Linked DNA regions of Homo sapiens: region 1 is linked to region 2. A link is a loop called in an ENCODE intact Hi-C map of the cell type or tissue named here. Cell type or tissue: endothelial cell of umbilical vein. All regions are shown on one strand.

Evidence for each region. Peaks named below come from ENCODE experiments on the same cell type or tissue, not always from the same donor. Only the 100,000 strongest peaks of a DNase experiment are listed, where the experiment ranks them.
Region 1: a loop joins it to region 2, with 4 times the contacts of the local background. A loop is called at or near these places in 4 of 110 quality-filtered maps.

The regions. Positions count from the first base shown.
Region 1 is chr15:78,305,135-78,313,134 of GRCh38, reverse strand. No RefSeq gene overlaps it. Among named protein-coding and RNA genes, the nearest start is that of SKIC8, 9.5 kb to the right of the region's middle. In endothelial cell of umbilical vein, a CTCF peak has its summit at 4,560 (motif pointing left); a DNase peak (open chromatin) is centred at 4,504.
Region 2 is chr15:78,613,607-78,621,606 of GRCh38, reverse strand. It overlaps CHRNA3 (cholinergic receptor nicotinic alpha 3 subunit), which reads left to right and starts at 611. Exons shown (of 6, transcript NM_000743.5): 1 at 611-894; 2 at 2,692-2,831; 3 at 2,946-2,990; 4 at 4,474-4,583. The coding sequence starts at 813. In endothelial cell of umbilical vein, CTCF peaks have their summits at 1,461 and 3,034 (motif pointing left); a DNase peak (open chromatin) is centred at 3,026; H3K4me3 peaks cover 188 bases; H3K27me3 peaks cover 1,961 bases.

The sequences.
Region 1 (8,000 bases), 310 kb after region 2:
CTCCAACAGGTCCCCTGGTTCCTGGCCTTCTCCCGACGGCTGCAAAAGGCTCTTTGGAGTGTCCCTATTCCACACCCCTTCTCACCCCTCAAGAAATCATCTCTGAAGGCAAGGGAATGAGAACTTTATTTGCACACCAAAAAAAAAAAATTGGCCGAATTTATCAAAACAGTGGATTATTTGCAATCATGGGTGCTTGGAAACTGTCTTAGCCTGGATTCCCCCTAAAGCAGAGCCTGAGACAAAGACCCCAAGCAGGGAGCTGTCTTAGGAATTCAATCCCAGAGAGCAGGAGTGAGGGGCAGGGGCGGAACAAAGGAAGAAGCAAAAGCCAGATCAAGGATGCACTGCTGAGTTGGCCACCAGCGCTGAAGGGCCTGTGTCAAGCATCTCAGAACTGTCCCTCAGGGGCCAAAGGGGGAAATATTTACTCATCAGCTTCAATCTCCCATTGGTCAAGGCTGTCCCACAGGCAACAATTCTTCTGGGTGAATGTGGAGTGATTCCCAGGGCAGGAAGATAGAGGTGGAGACTGGGGGAGGGGAGGTGCTGTCAGCTCACGCTTGGGCAGAGCTGGTTGAAACTTGTGCAGAACGGACCCCAGGGTAGTGGCTGTACTAAGAGAGAAGAGGCTGAGAAGATGTGACGTGATGCACATAAGCTGTCCTATGCAGTAGTCAGCTTCATCGCGTGTGACACAGGCAGCTCACAGCTAATGTGACAAGTCAGTGGGAAGGACACCATGGTCAAGAACAGCTGAAGTGGATCAGAAGGTCAAAACTGGAAGGAGGCTGGGCGTGGTGTCTCACGCCTGTAATCCCAGCACTTTGGGAGGCCGAGGCGGGAGGCTCACTTGAGGTCAGGTGTTTGAGACAAGCCCGGGCAACACAGGGAGACCCTATCTCTACAAAAATAAAAATAAAATAAATTAGCCAGGCATGGTGGTGCACACCTGTAGTCTCAGCTACTCAGGAGGCTGAGGTGGGAGGGTCGCTTGAGCCCTGGAGTTTGAGCTGCAGTGACAGTGATCACGCCACTGCACTCCAGCCTGGGTGACAGAGCAAGACTCTGTCTCAAAACAAAAACTGAAGGAGTCCCAGAGCCAATGGACTCACGGGACAGACAGCTAGGGAAACTGAGGTCCAGAGAGGGTTCAGGCAGAGGCAGGCTAGAGAGTCTCCCTTTCAGAGCCAGAGATGGTTCCTGAGGCCATCTGGGTGACTTGCCAGCTTCATGCCTGGCACACACTTAATGATCAAAACTAGGAATGATATCAACAGTGACAATAACAGTAATGGCTCCTGATGTGAGGTTCCGTGTTCTGGCTGCTAAGCCCCTCGGCCTCCAGGGGCACTTTGGGCGTAACTGCACAGCAAGGTCTCCACATGCTTTCATTCTTCTGCTATTAATTTTAGTGCAATGGCAGTCAAGGAGTAAAAGCAGTGCTTTCACCTGGATATGCCAGCTCTGGCACCAGGATGCACTGGAGACTCACATCTAATGGGGGGCCTGGACCTCAGCTCTCTCTCTGAGTTAAGGGCAGTGTGTGGAAGGAGCTTTGTGGTGAGGCTGTTCTAAAGCTACCTTTGGCTTCTTGAATTCCCTTTGTCCTTCAGAAGTGCATTCGATACAGGAGTCCTGGGACTTTCCCAAGCTTACCAGCTTGGGGCCAGCACCTGTTCACCCTGGCAAGAGATCCTGGGCTTAACCTGTGGCAGGAAGGGATTTCCAGGTTCTTTTGGAAACCTCACGGCGGTGAGTTCTCTTCCTAGAGCTCCTTTTGCCCCCTTGCCTCCCAAGTGCAGGCCCCTCTGGGTCAGCACTTCCCTGCAGTCCTGCCTTTCCCACCTGGCTCTCAATCCTTTGACCTCCCCCCAACCCCACCACCAACTTTGTAAATAAAAATCCCTATATTTTCAGCTCTTTCACGGTCCCTTATTCCAACCTTGCTGTCACCACAGCTGGCTCTCTGTAGAGGACAGCGGTTCCTGGCAGCCTCTGGAGGGGACACTGCAGGTGTGCACACCTGGATTGAGACTGACACCCCCAGCAACATAACAGAACCACTCAAGGGGATGCTGGAGCTGGTACATACCAGCTTACCAGAGCAGATTGTACATATTGGTCAGCAACTTCCTGTCCGTGGCGTGAAATAGCCCATGGGGCATGGTGGCAGGTGCCTGTAATCCCAGCTACTCGGGAGGCAGGAGAATCACTTGAACCCAGGAGGCAGAGGTTGCAGTGAGTCAAGATAGCTCCACTGCACTCCAGCCTGGGCCTGGGCAACAGAGTGAGACTCCATTTCAAAAATAAAAGAAATAGCCCATGGGAGCTGTATTTACACTATGGAAATCAGCAAATGCTATAAGCCAGGTTTAGGGTTTTTCTCTGAAGAGCCTGTTGTTAAACACCTACCAGCACACCATGAACCCCTGATTCTCCTCCTTCTGCCCCTTTGAGACTCTCACCATCCAGGCAGACCCCTGGCTATGTTTGAATGTGTCCCCCAAAGTTCGTGTGTTGGAAACTTAATCCCCAAAGTGACAGTGTTAGAGGTGGAACTTTTAAGAGCTGATTAGGCCGTGAGGATGCCACCCTCATGAATGGATTCATGCTGTTATAGTGGGAGTGGGTTCCTTATAAAAGGACAAGTTCAGCCCCTCTTGCACTCTCTCTCTCTCTCTCTGTCTCTGTCTCTCCTCGCCTTCCCCCATCACCCTGTCTCTCCCTCTCCCTTCCTTGCCCTTCTGCCTTCTGCCATGGAATGACACAGTAAGAAGGGCCTTATAAGACACCAGTAACTTGATCTTGGACTTCCCAGCCTTCAGAACTGTGAGAAAAGAAATTTCTTTTCTTTCTAAATTACCCAGTCTTGGCCAGGCACGGTGGCTCAGGCCTGTAATCCCAGCACTTTGGGAAGCCAAGGTGGGCGGATCATCTGAGGTCAGGAGTTCAAGACCAGCCTGGCCAACATGGTGAAACCCCATCTCTACTAAAAATACAAAAATTAGCTGGGTATGATGGCCCACACCTGTAATTCCAGCTACTGGGGAAGCTGAGGCAGGAGAATCGCTTGAACCCGGGAGGCGGAGGTTGCGGTGAGCTGAGATCATACCACTGCACTCCAGCCTAGGAGAGAGAATAATAATAAATAATGATAATAATAAATTACCCAGTCTCAGGTATTCTGTTATAGCAGCACAAAACAGACTAAGACCCCACCTCCTTTTCCTTCGTCATCATGCTCACCTACCAATCTCTTCTATCTCATTCATTGCAGACAGTGGCACTAGCTCACAGCTTCCATACCCAATTCCTGCCACCCTTCAGAGGCTTACAGCCTCCTCCTGGCAGGCCCACCACCCTGGCCTCCTTGGCTCACCCTCCTACACTCTCAAGTGCCTTGGCAGCCATCTTTTTTGGCCTGACTTTGCTGCCTCCTATGTGAATAGGTAAATGCCAACGATGTCCAGAAAGTGATGGCATGATCCCCAACTACAGCAGAATTTCATACACAGCTGGGCTTCACGGTCCCTGTCCCCTCTCCACACATAGGACCTGATTCCCTTCGGTTGCACTTTGGGTCCCCGAGAGGTATGACTCAGTCCCCCAGTGTGGGGTGAGTCTACTCCTGGTTCCTGCCCAGTTTTGAAGGATGTGGGCACAGCGGAGGGACTCAGGCCCTGGATTGGCCCATCCGGTCTCTGGGCCATGCCCACAGCCTGCTCAGAGCAGAGAGTCAGGCTGCATGAGGACTCAAGGGGTCTGAGTTCTGCTCCCTACTCCACCACAGCTTTACCAGGTGCTCTGGATTAACCACGTGCTCTCCCTGTGCCAACTTTTCTATAAAATGGGGATACATAATTCCTACACCTCTTATGTAGGGAGAATCAGAGGAGCTAGGGCTTTTCCGCTGGAAAGTCGATCTTGGTTGAAGATGGCTTAGAGTCCTGGTGAGAAAGAGTCATTGTGAGCTCCTTGAGGGCAGGGATTTCATCTAACTCCTTTGAGTATCCCCAGCCTGGCCCCAAAAAGGTCCAGTTGGTGGATCCTGGCAGAATAGCCAAGTACTGAAGGTGACCACCAACCGCTGGTCAGCAGCTGGTGAAGCGAATTGAAACCCCACCCTGAACAGTTGCTGGGTGCAAAGAACTTAGTCCCCCAGGCCATGCTCGCAGGATGCAGCCCCTCAGTCAGGTATGTGCAGAGGATGGGAGGCCTCAGCTGCTTCTGGGCAGGATGCTCTCTCCCTGGCTTCTTCCTTCTGCTGTAACTCCCTTGGGGATCTCACTTCCAGAATCTACAACTGTGGTCTGGGAACCACACTTTTGAAAACCACTAGGGATTGAGACCATGGTGTTAACAATTTTGTTTTCAAGATGAGGAAGTTGAGGTCTAAGATGCCTTTACGAGGGGTCCCATAATGATTCAAGAGCAGGAATTCACTGCCTCCGGAGTCTGGAGGAGCCCAGGAGGGCAGGTACTTGCTACTCCATCAGCGGCGCCAGCCAAGTGGGCATGCGTAGGCAGTGACTGCCATCCTCTGGCCAGCCGTGGTAAAGCCCCTGGCTAGTGGCTCCACTGTGGTGGTCTGTGTTCCCGACTGGGGACTGTCAAGGACCCTGATTGCAGGGTAGGAAGCCAGTTCCAAGAGGTTCCCTGATTCAGTATCCATGGACCAGCTGAAGAAAGGAGTGATGTGTCCTTGTGGGTTTGGATTTGAATCCAGACTCCCGCCTCTGGCCCCATAATTGTCCTGCCCTCACCCTCTCCATACCCCTTTCTTTCCTGTGAGCTCCTGTTTCCCCGCTTTCCCTCCCTAATACTGTGGAATTATGAACAAAAAAATCAGCTACACCCAATTCAGCATGGGTTTCCATCCTTACTCTGCCTTGCTGGCTGAATGACCCTGCAGAAGCCACTTCGCCTTTCTCAGGGTCAGTTTCCTTCTCTGTGTGAAACAGGGTGACTCCCTCCTCCGTAGCACTAGCGAGAGTTATTTCTCAGGGCGTGGCCCAGTCCATACATCCACCATCACAGCTCTCCCAGTGTTTGAAACCAAAATTAAAATTTGAAGACATTAGTGTCTCCAAAGTGGAATGTGTATACCCCAGACAGTGAGCAAGACCGTCTGGAGTATAGGAAGAAAATATTAGATCTTCTGATATTTATTTTTATCTTGTCCCTCTTCTATTTTTATATTTGTTTTATAATGTACATAAATATTATAGTAGTATAAATACATATATATTTATAAATAATGTACACACAGGAGAATGCATGGTGATAATTTTTTGTTTTTAATTAATTAATTTATTTTTTTCGTGAGAGAGGGTCTTGCTCTGTCACCCAGGCTGGAGTGCAGTGGCACCATCTCAGCTCACTGCAGCCTCTGCCTCCGGGCTTAATAGATCCTCCTACCTTAGCCTGCTGAGTGGCTGGGACCACAGGCATGTGCCACCACACCTAGCTAACCTTTTTTACATTTTTGCAGGGAGGGGTTTCATCATGTTGCCCAGGCTAGTCTCAGACTTATGAGCTCAAGTGATCCACCTGCTTCGGCCTCCCAAAGTGCTGGCATTACAGGCATGAGCCACCGTGCCCAGCCAGTAATAAATTTTTAATAATAGGTACATGTGGTCACTGCTTTAGAAAAGAGGAGGCATAACTTTCTAGAAGTTTCCTTGTGAGGAAATGCTCAGAGTGGCTGATTGCTGGGTGAAGTCTGGAAGTTGCCCTGGCTATAAACTTCAGAGATGTAAATACCCTTAGCCATCTGGCAAGCTAGTGAGGAAAAGAGACCTGGGGGCTTTCAGGGCCTTCCCTAACAGTGGGCTGTATGTTTGAGACGTCCCAGAATGGCAATTGTAAGAGTAATCCTAGCTGGCATTTATTGAGTGTTTTCCTTGTGCCAGGCACTGTTCTAAGCATTTTACATATTTTAACTCTATTAATCCTCATATCAGCCCTAAAAGGAAAGTTCTAGTATTATCCCCATTTTAGTGATATCCCAGTGGGGTTACATAATTTACCAGAGCCTTGGGTGGAGCAGCCAAGATTGAGCCCAGGCATTGTGCTCTAGAGGCCAAGTTGTTTAACCCCTTTGTGCCAAAACTGGAAACAAAAAGCGCCTGGGGCCTATCTGGTGGGGCATGGAGGAGAGAAGGAGGTGCTGCTTGATGAAAGCGGGGAAGCTTGTGGGGCAGAGTGAGGGTGGCATCTGTAGAAGGAGAGGGGCACCACATGAGACACTGTGGCCCGCAGGAGGGGAGGGAAGAGGGGGACTAGGAAGAAGGAGAGTCGGGTGTCAGCTGTGGGGTCCAGAGAGGAAACCTGGGATAAACATCAGAAAGGGCAGGTGGGGTCCCTGACATCAGACTCTGCCAGCTGGGGTTCTGAGGAGAGCCTTGAGAGCTCTACACAGGGCAGATGTGGCCCATGGACCTCCCTCTCCTTCTCCCTGTGCTGAGCAGAGAGCAGGACTTTTGCCTGCACCCCTCTCCAGACCTGCTGATTCATGTCTTTCCCGGGAAGTCAAGTAAGCCTTCCCGGAACTGGGGCGGAGGCAGCTCTTCCTCCCAAGGAGGTAGTGAGCTCCCTGTCCTTGGAGGTATTCAAACAGAGGCTGGATGATCCCATGGTGGGGTTGTATAGAGGGAGAGAGGTATGAGATAGATCTGTGAGGTTCTTCTTCATTCAGAAATGCTTGGACCTGTGACTGAGTGGAGAGGAGAAGTATAGGGGTAAGTCCTGGGACACTGTGGCCTAGTATCATTCTTCCTGCTTGAGCCTCTCTGTGGGTCTGCTCTATGCAGGGCTAGTTGGAAAGGCAGTGAATGACTCAGGGAACAATTATGTCCCTGTGGGGCTGCAGCCTTAGAGGGGGCCTCCCAACCTTGGCCTCTTTATGAATTGTAGAGCTTTTCAGGGCAGCCCTTACATCTTGGAGCTACTTCATCATTAGCCTGGATGTTTACCTATCTTATTCTAAAATCTTTTCATTTCCTCCTGACCTGGAAGACCAGAACTCTAATTACAGATGTTTAAATGTCACATACAATGGCAAGTCTCTCCAGATTTGCTTTACAATGGGCATTCCGTGGATCTGTGAACTTTGATAGGAAAATAATTATATCTTTATTTCCCTTAAACTGTAACTGGAATTTAATATCTTCTTTAATTATAAATGTATGCAATAAATCTAGGAGTATTAGTAGTACCTGTGACTTTGTCACCAATACAAATCACAAATATTTTCGTATCACATTGCAGCTGTTGCAAGTAATTCTAAATATTGTTTATGCTCACTGCTACTTTAAAATTACAGAACAGGCTGGGAGCCATGGCTCATGCCTGTAATCCCAGTACTTTGGGAGGCTGAAGTGGGCAGATCACCTGAGCCCAGGAGTTTGAGACTAGCCTGGGCAACATGGCAAAACCTCTTCTCTACCAAAAAAAAAAAAATTACAAAAATTAGCCGGGCATGGTGGCACATGCCTGTAGTCCCAGCTACTTGGGAGGCTGAAGCGGGAGGATCGCTTAAGCCTGGAAGATTGAGGCTGCAGTGAGCAGTGATTGCGCCACTGCACTCCAGCCTGGGTGACAGAGCGAGACCCTGTCTCAAAAATAAAATAACAGAAGATATTAGACATGCTGCATTAATAAAGCACATATACTACTGTTTCACAAATATTTTGATAACTACTTTGATATAATTGGTTTCCTTTGTAATCCTATGTGGCTTGTTCTTATGTACTTGAAAACATTATTCTGCCCCACCTGGCTGTTCTGTGATCTCATGACCTTTGAGTGGGAACTCAGACTCAGGAGGGCTGCTGCCAGCACTGGCCCAAATGACTTCGGTGGTTTTTACAGCACGCTGGAGAGAATCTGAGAGGATTCCCTGGCAGGAATTTGAGGATTATCTGGGTGATGCATCAGTGATTACAATTTTGTTTTTACCAGTTTTGCTAAGCAGCAGCAATAGCAGAGGTGATTAA
Region 2 (8,000 bases):
TCACTCTGTCACCCAGGCTGGAGTGCAGTGGCGCAATCTCGGCTCACTGCAGGCTCTGCCTCCCGGGTTCACGCCATTCTCCTGCCTCAGCCTCCCGAGTAGCTGGGACTACAGGTGCCTGCCACCACGCCGGGCTAATTTGTAGAGTATTTTTAGTAGAGACGAGGTTTCACCATGTTAGCCAGGATGGTCTCTGACCTCGTGATCCGCCCGCCTTGGCCTCCCAAAGTGCTGGCTGGGATTACAGGCGTGAGCCACTGCTCCCGGCTAAAATATTTAACAATTATTTAATAGCATGAGATACACAAGGCGTCCTTCCCAGGGTGTGTTAGCGTCTCTCCTACGGCGCCCGCCTAGCCCGGTGGTCCCAACCCCCTGCGGGAGCTGCACACGCCCCGGAAACCTGGGACAGAAACTGAGTCCCTCTCCTTCCTGGTGGTGGTGACAGCACCTGCTCAGATCTGGTCGGACGCCGCCGGCCGGAGCACCCAGCCCGGCGGAGAAGGAGCTCGCCCGGCGCTGGGGACTGGGACCTGGAGCCCCTTCCCCTACCGCACGTACGCCCCGCCCCGCGCACGCCCGCCCGCCCGCCCGCGCCTGGCGCAGCTTCACTCCGGATGGTTCCTGTCCTCCCGCGGGTCCGAGGGCGCTGGAAACCCAGCGGCGGCGAAGCGGAGAGGAGCCCCGCGCGTCTCCGCCCGCACGGCTCCAGGTCTGGGGTCTGCGCTGGAGCCGCGCGGGGAGAGGCCGTCTCTGCGACCGCCGCGCCCGCTCCCGACCGTCCGGGTCCGCGGCCAGCCCGGCCACCAGCCATGGGCTCTGGCCCGCTCTCGCTGCCCCTGGCGCTGTCGCCGCCGCGGCTGCTGCTGCTGCTGCTGCTGTCTCTGCTGCCAGGTACGCGCACAGGCGTTAGGGCTCCGGAGGGACGGGCGCCCGAGAAGGGGCGCGGGGTCCGGAGGGGCTGCCGGCGAGAACACCGCGCGGGCGAGCGGAGAGGGCTGGCGCCGTCGCCGGGGACTCGGAACCCGCGCAGACTGGCTCCAGCCCGGCGGCGACTTGGGTGGGGTGGCTTTTTCCCTTTCGGCTCACCTCCCACCCCTAGCCACCACCAAACCTGGGAGTCACTGAGCGGGCGCTGGTACGCGCCGGGTGATGGGGAGGTCGAGACCGGGTCCTTCGTCTTGGGCGCAGGAGTTGGGGATTCGCGTCCCCGCGCTGCCCGTCGCCCTGCCCCGCGCACTGGCTCCCAAACTGGCGCGCCCAAGCCTCCCGCTCCACCGTCTGCATCCCGCCCACCTCCTCATTTGACGGAGATGGCTGAAGACTTGGCCAAGGCCACCTCGGGAAGAGGGGAGTCGCTTCGGGACTGGGGCTGGAGCTGGAGCGCCAGCCTCTCCTCCGGTTGTAGCCTCCTAGCGCTCCTGGCTGCGTCGCTGAGGGACCCTCCACCGGGAGAGCGCCTCCTGTCTTCCTCCCGCTCTCCAGAGGAGCCTGCTGGGGGAAGCCGGCCCTGGCCCGCCGCTGGGAGGCTCTTGGGTGCCTGGGAGGGCTGGTGGGTAGCGAGAGTCGGGGACCGGGCAAGGCTGCAGGGAATTCCTGGAGGGCCCAGGCCGGCGGTCTGTCGTGCGGCTGTGAGCTCAGAGCGCTTTCCGCCCTCGGTGCCGAGGCCTGCACTACTCAGAACGCCATACGCTCTCAACCGACCTCCTGCCTGGGACCCTTCTTTCATCCTGGGGAAGGAGAGTGGGGAGCAGGAAAAATCCTATTTCAAGACCTGAGGAAGTTGGATTCAACTTCCTAGAGGATTCTCCTCCCGCTTCCCCAAGCTGCCCCCAGATCTGTACGTGGGAATCAGAAGACAGCTGACCCGGTATGCCTCACTTGTGCTGGGGTGTGGCTTAGGAACAAAGAGGGGTGCCCAAGGGTTGCAGAGGTCAGAGTCTTTCATCAGGATATGAAGACAGCATCAGCAAGAGCTGGGGGTCACACGAGATCACGGGAGTCACACAGTGCCTTGGCTTCTAAGAGGGCTGGTGGCCACCCCTACAGGGTGGAATGCAGGAGAGGCCCAGACCTGGGCTGTGTTCTCCCGGAGGCTGGGAGGTAGAAGACCTGGGCCTGGGCGACCGTGGTTGGCCCTGCCCCTGGGAGCGGACTGGCCATCTTTCCATCGTGGAAGCAGTGAGTGGCTGTACCCAGGCAGACAGCATTTGCCCCACACCCCCACCCGGCAGAAACAACCCAGGAAAAGATTGCGAATAGTTCTTGACCTCTTACCGCAGCACCAAGCTGTGCACTTCCTTCACAACAACCCTTTGAGGTGGATACGTTTATAATCCTTATTTTGACTGGTAAAGACACAGGTTCAGAGAGGTTAAGCCACTTGCCTAAGCTCACACAGCTTACAAGTGATTTGTCAGGATTTGCACCAGATCTGTCCAACTCCAGAGCCCAGGCTTGCAACCACTGTGCTTCTCACTGAATGCGTGTGGCCAGGTAGAATCCTGCCCCTCTTGGGCCTCAGTTTCCCATTTTGTAACCCACTGGGTTAGACTGGCCTGAAAGTCTAGGGTTCCACAGAATCCCCCCACAGGTGGAGGGGATGCTGTAGATGGGTGATGTTTCTGCTGGGCTGGGTGGGGGAGGTTAAGTAACGATTTCCCCAGGGACTGACAGGGCTGCTTCCCACAGTGGCCAGGGCCTCAGAGGCTGAGCACCGTCTATTTGAGCGGCTGTTTGAAGATTACAATGAGATCATCCGGCCTGTAGCCAACGTGTCTGACCCAGTCATCATCCATTTCGAGGTGTCCATGTCTCAGCTGGTGAAGGTGGTGAGTGCTGGAAGCCACGAGCCGTGGCCATGGGGACCGGGGCTTCTGGAGGAGCCTTTCCCAGAATTAGTCTTGTTTTGTAATTCTCCTGTCAACTTTAATTCCTCTTTCTAGGATGAAGTAAACCAGATCATGGAGACCAACCTGTGGCTCAAGCAAGTAAGTGACCAGACCCTAGGCACTGCTGCCCCCTGGTGGTGACTGTTTTATTTGCTTTAGGTGAACCAAGAAAGGCCTAAAGACCAGGCTTCATTTACTTCTGTGGAACCCAGATTGGGGTCCACTGACTGGCAGATATATCTCTTCTAAGGCTTGAGGTCACATGCACTGCCCTACAGTCCCCCTGGAAGGACTGTAGGGCCCAACCCCTCAAGTCCCAGATGGACAGGTTGCAGCCTGGAGAAAGACATTCTCCATGTTCACACAACAGAAGAGTACGAACCTGAGATTGAAGCCCTGCCCCCAAACCCTGGGGTGGTGCCTGAGACACCTCCTTCTCTCCCTCTTGCTAAAAACTCAGTTTTTTTTCCAGACGGGATCTCGCTCTGTCACCCAGGCCGGAGTGCTGTGGCGTGATCTCGGCTCACTGCAATCTCCACCAGCAGGGTTCAAGCAGTTCTCCTGCCTCAGCCTCCCAAGTAGCTGGGACCACAGCTGTGCACCACCACGTCTGGCTAATTTTTGGATTTGTTATAGAGACAGGGTTTCGCCATGTTGCCCAGGCTGGTCTCGAACGCCTGATCTCAAGCAAACCACACACCTCAGCCTCCCAAAGTGCTGGGGTTACAGGCAGAAGCCACTGTGCACAGCCCCTATACTCATTCTTAAGTCAGAATAAGATGCTGCTGTTGTTGGTAGCGTGGGAGTAGATTTTCCTGTTCAGATCGAGGCCAAGAAATTGCCTTCCACATGTCCTCCCCAGGGAGGCTTTGTCCAGACTTGCCAGGAGACATAATGGCCCATTGGCCTGCGGGTGACCCTTCTGCCAGCCTGGCCAGCTGAGCACTCAGCACACACAGCCTTCATCCCCAGGAGGTTGGAAAGCCAGATGGGCACAGTGCCCCACCCAGTACTTGATGCACACGTTCCCTCTGTGGCCGCAGCCTCACCCCTCTCTCCTCTGGTGCTCAGGACTCAGACCTCCCAGCCTCTGGACCCAGACACTTCCTGGGCCCTGCAGGGGTCATGGATTCTTCCCCCGGAATCTTTCAGAGTCCAGTCTTGCTTAACCTTGGGGTGAAAGAGTGTCTATGTTGGAAAACACCCCTGGAGAGCCATTCAGGGGCTGTAAACAGGCACATGGACCTGGACATGATGCATGAAGTCCAGGAGTCTCCACCTGGCACTAGAAGTGACCAGAGAAAGCACGAGTAGGCCCTGTTTGGTTGATGAGGGGCTGGGCTTGCTCATGGTTATGGGGGCAGTGGCTTCCCTAGTGCCAGGAGGTGGCCCGCAGAGCCAGCCGTGTGCTCTCTCCTGCACTACACCCACAGGAGAAGTTGGACTATGTGATCATGGCATGGATGTGGTTCGGTCACATGCAGCAGGGGTGGGGAGTCACCAAGATGGGTGGTGCCACGGGAAGTAAAACCAGGCTGATTCTTTTACCGTCTCCTTCTCCCTCCCTGCTTCCTTCCCCGAGATCTGGAATGACTACAAGCTGAAATGGAACCCCTCTGACTATGGTGGGGCAGAGTTCATGCGTGTCCCTGCACAGAAGATCTGGAAGCCAGACATTGTGCTGTATAACAAGTAAGGTGCTGGGGGGCCCACGCCCTCTCAGGGCTGTCAGCCTGGGCTCTGGGTTTTTGGCCCACTGTGCTTAAAACCTGGCCTTCCTTGGCCTTTTCCAAGAAGGCTGCATTCATTTGTTCAGTCCATAGGTATGTAATCAGCAACTACTACATACCAGGTACCAGAGATGTTGGAGAGCCACAGAGAGCAGCAGTGTGCTGAGTGGCTTCAAAGCAGGCATGGGTGGGTGGAAGATGGCATTGGGAAAGTTTCAAGGAAGAATTGGCATTTGAAGTGAATCCTGAAGATTGTGTAGGATCTCAGGACAGGGAGATGGAGCAGAGGAGGGCCCGGGGAGGCAGGAGAGTATGTCATGGGCAGCCAAGGTGACCTCATTGGCTGGACTGTGGGACATAAGGCTGGAAAGATCCATGGGCCAAGGACCAACCCCAGTGTGTGGAGGGGGAAGGCTCAGATGCCCGGGGCACCTGGAATGTAGCATCTGTTAGCAGCTCTGTGCAAACAGACAGGAATGGAGTAAACGGTCCCTCCTCACCTTGTCTTTGAAAGAGAATGAGGGTGTTGGAGAAGATCATAGCTGGGTGGGCCTAAGCTGTGTAGTCCCAGGGTTCCCAGCCTGCTGACTGGCATGGTTACCAAGGAGCTTTTTTTTTGGGGGGGTGGGGGGGGGAAGACTGAGTCTTACTGTCACCCAGGCTGGAGTGCAGTGGTGGGATCTCGGCTCACAGCAACCTCCACCTCCTGGGTTCAAGAAATCCTCCTGCCTCAGCCTCCCAAGTAGCTGGGATTACAGGCACGTGCTGCCACACCTGGCTAATTTTGTATTTTTCAGTAGAGATGGGGTTTTGCCATGTTGGCCAGGCTGGTTTTGAACTCCTGACCTCAAGCAATCTGTCTGCCTTGGCCTCCCAAAGTGCTGGGATTACAGCATGAGCCACCATGCCCAGCCCCAATGAGCTTTTTAAAAATACAGGTGTTTGGCCAGGCATGGTGGCTGATGCCTGTAATCCCAGCACTTTGGGAGGCCGAGGCAGGAGGATCACTGGAGGCCAGGAGTTCGAGACCAGCCTGGCCAATATACCAAAACCCCATCTCTACTAAAAATACAAAAAATTAGCCAGGCATGGTGGCGTGTGCCTGTAATCCCAGCTACTCCAGAGGCTGAGGCAGGAGAATCGCTTGAACCTGGTAGGTAGAGGCTGCAGTGACCTAGATCACACCACTGTACTCCAGCCTGGGTGACAGTGAGACTCCGTCTCAAAAAAAAAAAAAAAAAAAAAATACAGGTGCCTGAATTCAAAATATTTTATTCTTTGTTCCTCACTGTCTTTTCTAAAGTTAATATGTATTACGTTATCCAAAAAATCTCTATACCTGTCCCCAGGTCCTGCCCCACAGAAACACTGAGTCAGTGGGTCTGGGTAGGCCTAGGAATGGGTGTTTTCACAAAGCTGTCCTGGGGGCTGTGTGACCAGCTTGCTTTGGGGATCCCTGATCTGGCCCTTCCCTGACATTTCACAGATGAGGACTGAGGCCCAGAGTGGATGTGTGGCACAGCCAGGTCTGGGGTGGTCTCAGCCATCCACTGTGGCTTTGGGGCCACTGTGGGCAGTGGATGCAGGAGGCCGATGCTGTGATCAGGGGGCTGAGCTGGGCACCCCAGCCTGTCTCTGCCTGTGTCCCCAAACCTCTTCTCTACTCTCCCAACAGCAAACCTGCCATCAGACAGTTACCCTGCTACACGGTGTACCCTGCAGGCCTCCTCCCACTGGGAAAAGGTCTGGGCCTTGGAGAAAGGATTGATAGCCCCCCAAGTATGTGAAGCAAGGTTCCCATGTACAGAGTAGGATGAGCATTCTGGGCCCCGTGCTCCCAGCCCGTCTGGGTGGCTGCATCCAGGTCGTAGTTGAGAAGGGTGAGTCCAGGACTAAAAAGACTTCCCTGGCTCCTGCCATCGAGAGAAGCTGCTCTCGAGCCAGTCCTTCACAGTGGGCCACTTCCAGTCTCCTATGGATCCGGAATGTGCATCTTCCCGCCAGTTTTGGGAGGCCTCTCCTCTTTCTCTCTTGCAAAGGTTCTTCCTCTGCCAGACAGGTCCTGCTCATCATAGCACCTCCAAAACCCCTCCCTTTTCTCTAAGTCCACACAAAACTGATACTTCCCACATTTAAGCTCTTTCATTGGACTGACATAAATTTTAGTTGATATTTTGCAATATGCTAGTTAGTTCTCTGGGTATTGAAGAATATCATTTTTGTACCTGCATTTTAGAGTTAAAATGTTTGAATATTTAAACCTTTTACATTTACATTTAAACATTTTCAGCAAAACAGTTGATGTAGAATTAGTCTATTCTGATTTTAATGCTAAGAATACTTCTAGGTTTTTATGCCATATTAGTACAAAATAATGTTTTCTTATTAGTAGTATTGATTTTACAGTTAGTGTCAGGACTAGAGAAGCTATGTTTTATACTGAATCCCACTTTCTGGTCTCTGGCAAAAACAAAAGTGGGTCTTTACTCACTCTAAAGACAGTCCATGTTTTATTTACTGTTTTCCCAAGGAAACACAGCACTTATAAATGTTTCTTGTATGTAATTTGTATTTGTAAACTGGTCATCAAAGAACTGGGACACAATATAAACTCAACAGGCTTGCAGATTTTTTTCTTCTTGCACTGAATTGTCGTAGGAATCACATGGTTCAAATGCTCTTAAGGGAACTGGGCAGGGTGTAGAGAATTTTTGCTAAGCTACAATTAAGAAAATGAGCAAAAAGTTTAATCTTCATGTTTTGCGTTTTATAGCCATTTCCTTGCTGGCAATCTTGAGTGAACAGCTGGAGTACTGTAGGATTTATGATTTTAGCAATAATGAGAGGCGTAGCAAAATGTTGCAAATTGGCTGTGGAGAGGAGCAAATATCATAAGGAATTTCTTTGAAATCTGAAGCTGAAAATAACATTTAGAGAAAATCATCCAACTCATGTTCTCTCTCTTCTCCTAGTTAGAACTTCAATTGCTCAGGATTCACCCTCTGTTAAGGATTTCTCTTCTTTTTTTTCCCCCCACCCCGAGATGGAGTCTCACTCTGTCGCCCAGGCTGGAGTGCAGTGGCATGATCTGGGCTCACTGCAAGCTCCGCCTCCCTGGTTCACGCCATTCTCCTACCTCAGCCTCCCAAGTAGCTGGGACTACAGGCGCCCGCCACCACGCCTGGCTAATTTTTTTGTGGTTTTTTTTGGTTTTTTTTTTGTTTGTTTGCCACTGCTTTACAGTTTTTTTTTAAATTTTATTATTATTATACTTTAAGTTTTAGGGTACATGTGCACAATGTGCAGGTTTGTTACATATGTATACATGTGCCATGTTGGTGTGCTGCACCCATTAACTCGTCATTTAGCATTAGGTATA